Linked DNA regions of Homo sapiens: region 1 is linked to region 2. The links are chromatin contacts, found by Hi-C or POLR2A ChIA-PET in ENCODE. All regions are on one chromosome and are shown on one strand. The core of a region is the stretch at or near the end of the contact, and the rest is flanking DNA. Distances in the headings are between cores, read along the strand shown.

Region 1 (3,269 bases), core at 451-2,950, 61 kb before region 2:
AGCATTAGTCCCTTCCACCTATAAACCTCCCATCAGACCCTACCCTATTGCATTGGCAATTAAGTTTCCAACACAATAATTTGAGAGGACACATTCAATCCATAGCACTCACTCATCTAAAGATGCTGGTTTCCTCTGTTGCGACTGCCAGAAGGTAAACAGCAGAGCCAAAGAAACTTGGGGAGGATCCAGAAAACCTTGAGCCAACCGTACCTTTTTTCTTCCCCCATTTTCAATGGTCAGTGGAAGGAGAGTGAGTGAGTGGGTGGAAAGAAGTTAGAAATGCTCCTCTGATTAATTCTTCCGGAGAGTTAAGAAGACTTTTCCTTTTCTCTATGGATGCATGAAGAATAAGGAAGTGTTCTAACATACTTTTAAGAGCAATGTCAAATTAGCCGGGCGCAGTGGCAGGCGCCTGTAGTCCCAGCTACTCCGGAGGCTGAGGCAGGGGAATGGCGTGCACCCAGGAGGCAGAGCTTGCAGTAAGCCGAGATTGCGCCACTGCACTCCAGCCTGGGCGACAGAGCAAGGCTCCGTCTCAAAAAAAAAAAAAAAAAAAAAGAGCAATATCATCTTTCAGTAGCTTCCGAGTCTACAATTGGCCTTACATATTAAAAACACAATCTTCTTTGATATTTTGAAAGATCAAAAATTTAGCAGCTATTCTAAAAACTAACCTGTTTCTTTAGAATAACCTGTTTCACTATTTACTTATGCACTCATGCATTCAAAAAAACATTTATTAAATGCCTATCATGTTCCTGGTTCTTTTATGCTAGTGATCAAAGGAAAAATAAGCCACCATCAATGTCCTTAAAGAGCTCTAGCTGGAGAAATGGCCAATTAACTAATAAAAATAATAATAGTAATAAAACGTGATACACAGTATAATGGAGGAAGGAATATTATACCATGAACCCAAAGGGGAAGGAGCAATTAATTACTAGAAGAAAGAAAAAGAAACATTGTAATAAAAATAACAAAAACATATTGTCCTGATGTAGGCTTTGAAAAATGAATAGGAGTTCACTAGGAGAAAATGAGTAGGAACGAAGCTATCCCTTAAAAAAGAAGGACCATGGGCAAAGGCACAAAGGTCTGAATATGCAGCATTTCAGAAATCATTAAACTAAAAGGAAAGCACATTTGATATATGTAAAATATTTTCACATTTAACTTAAAGTTTATTAAAGCAGGGAAACTTTTGCGTAGTTTAATAAAATTACAAAGATCTAGAGGTGAGGCATTTTGAACTAGTTAATAACCAAATGATTTAGGGAATTATTCATTAACCATTAACAAATACCTCCTGCATCCCTCATCTTTGGTTGAGTTCCAACAGTAATATCTCAGAGGTCTTGGCACTTGAAATCTGAACTTAAGCATTTATGTCTACAATATAAGGACCAAAAATATTTTGCTTCTGGGTCATTAAAATTTTTAGAATAATAAGCCCTTCCTTAGCAGCCTTTCTATTTGGTAGAACGCCATGCAGCAATGTGTTCCATATCTGAATTCATAGGGGAAATAAAGTGGTGCTCTTGTTAAGGAAATCCATTTCCTCCAAAAGGACAAGGTATGACAAAGACTGTTTTTCCAACTTAATGTAAATTTCATAACATCAGCAGCGTGCCGTGCAAACTGCCAAATGGAAAGGCTCCCACACGCCCCATCCACATAATACATGGACTCAGGAGGGGCAGAAATTACATTTACTTTAGGAACGATACATCCTCCACACAGCCTCTAAAATCTGCACTGGTGAACCCACTCCTATCTGTTGAAGTCTTTGTCTTTATTAAATGCTTTCTTTCAGGATGGCTAAAATGATGAGAGGTCTTTTGCTTGCTTTTCTTCCTCTTTTGCTGTCTCTTTCCCTTTACAGATACAGCCCCAGTGATTGAAAAACCCGACCTGCAAATCTGACCGTTCAACTTATCTAGGACAATCTCTAAGTACAAGGTCGACATTATCTCAGCCTGCATCCTGTGTAATTATAGTATTTGGCTGGCATTGCTGAATAGGGGCTGAAATCCATCAGGTTTTAGTTAATCTTCCTTGAGTAATCACAGCTGGTTGGCCGGAAGAAAATGATTATGAAATAAAGTTGTTGTGTCTCAATAATAAAGATTACTGATATGCAGGGCAAGCTCTATCTAAGGTTAACCTTTCTCTACATATGAAGGCTCCATATAACTGAGGAACAAGAAATTGTTTCTGAAAAGTCTGCTTTGCTTCAGATTTTAACTTCTCTTTTCTTTTAACTTTTACTAAATCCCCCACCAGTCCTGAATTTTCGTTACACTGCACTGAAACACATATACTAACCCTTTGGAAGTTTTTCAAACAGATCCAACTAGCAGTTTAATGGACATGAGATCAGCTTCCTTCAAGTCTTTGAGTAGAATCTCATGTTGTTTTATTAAGAATCTTTTTATTGTGCTAATCTTGAGGCTATGAGTTATTCACACGACAGACAGGATGACGATGAATCTGCATGGTGATATTAGAGAGTATGTCAAGTGATGTTGTAGTGGCGCAAGCTGTATATTCAGAACAAAAAACAGACTTACACAGTTGGAGAAAACTCTCCATCACTGTCTATGCAATATGAACAATGCAGCATACATCCAATCCAATAATTTTTACCCCTTCTTATGATAAGAGATGATCACAAAAGATTTATCTAGCAACTGTAAAAAGGCACAGATGGTGGTATGGTGGTTAACAGCACAGATTCTGCAGTCATAGCTAGCTTTGCCTCTCACCAGCTATGTGACTTTGGGTGAATTACTTAACCTCTCTATTGACTTAGTTTCCTCAACCTTAAAATAGAAATTATAATAATAGTAGCTGTCTCATGTGCACATCATGAAGATTAAATGAGTTAACATATCCAGGATGCTCAGAACAGTTATTGGCATTTAAAAAGCATAGTAAGTGTTCACTCTTGATAACATTAAAACATATAAAGAAACAGGATTGGCTGGATCCTAACGTTGTTGGATAGGCAGTAAGTACAACTTGCAAGATCTTTAGCTCTAAATTCTTGTTTGATACTTGACTTCAGGCTATTAACATTTAACCAGAGACTCATAAACAAAATGACCTATGGTTAAACTCATCACGTTAATGTGTCTACTCATGAGAAATAAGAACGCACATAAAAATAGTACACCATAGATTTTGTCTGGAAGGGTAAGATGAGAGCAAGAGGACAAGGGAAGATGATTTGCTTGAGGCTGATGGTTCTGGGCACAGTGGCTCCC
Region 2 (3,166 bases), core at 532-3,031:
TTAACAAGTGTAATACAGCATGTCTAATTGTGATAAGGACTCAAAGAGAAACAGTACAAGGATTGGCAATGAAGAGTGCTGAAAGGCATTTCAGAGCATTCTTTAAAATACTTATTAGGAGCCATGAATTTTACAGGGATTCTCTCATTTCATCCTAACAATAATCTTATAAAAATTATTATCTTATACCTACTGTACAGATGAAAGAAGTGGGCTCAGAGACATCAATGAAATGGCTCAGGGTCACACAGATCGTTAAGTAGTGAAACTCTAGAGCCCAAGTCCTAACCATTATGTGGTACTGCTTTCTACCAGATGATACAATACAAGTCTCTAACGATCTCATAAACCAATATAAACACACAGATTCTGTACACTCAGAGCTCCTTTTCTTTCCTGCTGTGTTTATCCATAAAACCTATTGAAAGTGTTAATATTATTAGGAGGTAGCATCCTGGCACATATGATTTTTTCCTAAATCAGTGCATCTTGGGCAATGTTTGAAAAGCAGCACATAATAACCACAATTAAAAGACCAAAACTTAACAAGAGAGAAAAATCATTACAAAGACTTCATGGCATGTTCCTCAACTGTACTAGGTTGGTGAAATATTCTATACAGATGGACCCTAGGATACCAAAATTATATTTGTGCATTAGTCCTGTTCAAGGAAATACAAATCACATTTCAATGCAATAAAATAATTAACACCAGAGACTGTAATAGAATCAAATTTCACATAGAGCAGGGACACACAAGGGTAACATAGTGAAATGGTTAAATGCATGGATTCAGTACTCAAATACATGTTCCAGCTTGCTCTGTCACTAACTCTACCTTCTTAAAAGCCTACTATCTTCTCTGAATGCTGGTTTTCTTATCATTATGATAGTAATAATAATAGTATCAATCTTATATGTTTTGTGAGAATTAAAAGAGTTAATGCATGTTAAAGGCTTAGCTCAGTACCATCAAACAGGAAATGTACAATAAATCTTATTTATTACTGTTATTATCATGAATGGATGTGCCACCTTGAGCAAAGGGGATTTGAATGCTCAGAGAAGTAAAAGGTCTGACACTTAACAGGATACCTGATGTTATTTTTCCAAGAACCTATCTACACATGAGTGTTGAAGGAACCACTACTCCCCCTTCCCAAATTGCTGCCTCGGGAATATATTTAGAAACTAATTGTTAACAGTAGCAGCATATCCAAACAAAAAGGGCAATGACATAACTTTGACTCATTTCTGTACATTTATATAAATAATTCAACTAATGAGTGTCTTACAAGAAGAAAGAATGAAGATGACGCCACTGGTATGTAAAAATATTCATATCAACTCAGCCCCTTTTGTTAACTCTCAATAGCTACTGATTATCTGATTATTCCTTCTCATCTGTGTTTGGATGACTTCAAGGCACTTCCCAGCAAGTAAACTCATAATATTAAAGCAATGTTCTTTCCCAATTTATACCAGATTTCATCCCATCATATCAACAGCCCATATAGCCAAAGAAAGGGCTTTCTTACACATGGTTTCCATGGTGTTTATGCCTTTCTATCCTAAACAGACAGATGCATTAAGCAATGCATGTCAATCCCATTATGAGGCTGTGAAATGGGCAGAAGTTTTGTTACACACTCATGCAATCACACACATTGTGAACATCCTGTTTATTTGGCTCATCCTCTGATGATTGGCTGTGGTATATCAGCACATTACTGACAGCTGGGAATTTCTCCAGTGGAACATGCCTTTCCTATGACAAACATCCAACGAGCAATGGGAACATGTGTCTGCCCACTGTGCCCATACAAAGCAGCCCAGTTTCTCCAAATGCAGAGCATATTGGGTGCTTGGATTTTCTCAGAATGCCACCGACAGGCCCCTGGTGACCTTTAGGGGCCATATGAGATAATACATTCTTAGACTCCTATTTCCGGACTGCTTTGGGCAAGGTCAGGATGGCAAATGTCCCACTTCCACAATATCAGATGTTACGGTAATTCCTTTTAGCTAATGTGTAAGAGCAAAGGAATGCCTTCAAACCTCATCTAGGCCCTGTGGAATCTGTTGAAAATGCATGACAGCTGTGGGCTTTGGCGAGGTTGTCTGTGAATGTATGAGATTTGGAAACCATTCAAAGCTAGAAATAACTGTACAACTCATAACCCTTCACCACTGCTCACTCTCTCTCTCTCTCTCTCTCCCCCCTCTCCCCCCCCTCCGCCCCCCGTCATGTCATTCTCTCTTCCCATCACTCATTTCTCATGCACTGTATCTGGGTCACAATCTCATCCTCCTGACTCAAATGCATCATCACTGCTGGGAACTGTGGATAACATCCTCCACACAAAAAGATGGGAAAAGAAGAAAGAGGCAGGGGTGGCAGTGGGGGCAACAGAAGGATTTTAATAACGCACAAGAACAGGAAATTGAGAAAGATCTTTTTTTTCAGTATCCAACTGGGAGTTGAGAAGCAGCAGCAAACTCACACTTATTTAAAGGCCCATCTGCAGGTAGAATCATCCTCGGGTGCTCGAATGATGTGTAAAGGCACTTGTTTTCCTAAACCTGAATAATACTTTGAAAGGCTATGGCTATTTATACTTCACTTTTGAAACTTGTATGTGTATTTTATGCACCTCACCATTAACTCTCACAGCAAAAGAGTTTGTGAGTGACATTTTTGAGAAAAGTAGGATAATTAGGAAAAGGAACTGAGAGAAAAGGGGTCAAGCTCAAAAGCCGGCTTTTTATTCAAATGACTTATACCCAACTACACTATTGATTCTGACCTCAGAATTCCTACTCTTGAAATTTTGACTTAAATTATCATCTCCAGATTCAAAGACTCAGCAACCTGGTTCATAAACAATGTGACACCCTGGTAATCACTGGCTTTTTTCCTGTAACTTCTGCTACTTCTACATAGATTTAACATACTACCTCTTGGCACAATCAGGTTGTTCCAGCAGTTTTTACTTTCTAGTTAAACCCAGGTTTTTCACATGGTGGCTGTGGGTCAGTCATTGACCATAATGACTTTTCAGCAGTCTAAGCTAAGAGGCACATTATCCACAGTTTAGCCAGGATGGAGCTTTACAACTAATGAATTATTTTGGCAGTTAATATTATCCCACTGATACCCTAAAAT

Evidence for each region. Hi-C counts contacts between places; a loop is a spot of excess contacts on that map. ChIA-PET counts read pairs that join two places held with the same protein, here RNA polymerase II (POLR2A). Pooled maps may share reads with other maps.
Region 1: a loop to region 2 is called in a map of endothelial cell of umbilical vein, with 11 times the contacts of the local background. The contact joins two enhancer-like sites. A Hi-C loop is called at or near these places in 5 of 168 maps with a recorded cell type or tissue (Right ventricle myocardium inferior, endothelial cell of umbilical vein, gastrocnemius medialis and 2 more) and 6 of 50 pooled maps. POLR2A ChIA-PET finds 5 or more read pairs at or near these places in 2 of 52 experiments (GM12878 and OCI-LY7).

Annotation. Positions count from the first base shown.
Region 1 is chr4:123,891,947-123,895,215 of GRCh38, reverse strand. All of the region lies in intron 4 of LINC01091 (long intergenic non-protein coding RNA 1091), which reads right to left. Among named protein-coding and RNA genes, the nearest start is that of LINC01091, 240 kb to the right of the region's middle. Within about 2 kb of position 1,700, at least 6 of the 41 ENCODE cell types and tissues checked have a DNase peak (open chromatin) inside an H3K27ac peak, as active enhancers do; they include endothelial cell of umbilical vein, gastrocnemius medialis and heart right ventricle, where a contact is called at or near this core.
Region 2 is chr4:123,831,431-123,834,596 of GRCh38, reverse strand. The region is part of intron 4 of LINC01091 (long intergenic non-protein coding RNA 1091); the gene reads right to left. Among named protein-coding and RNA genes, the nearest start is that of LINC01091, 180 kb to the right of the region's middle. RefSeq lists a silencer at 1,869-2,163. Within about 2 kb of position 1,781, at least 15 of the 41 ENCODE cell types and tissues checked have a DNase peak (open chromatin) inside an H3K27ac peak, as active enhancers do; they include endothelial cell of umbilical vein, gastrocnemius medialis and heart right ventricle, where a contact is called at or near this core.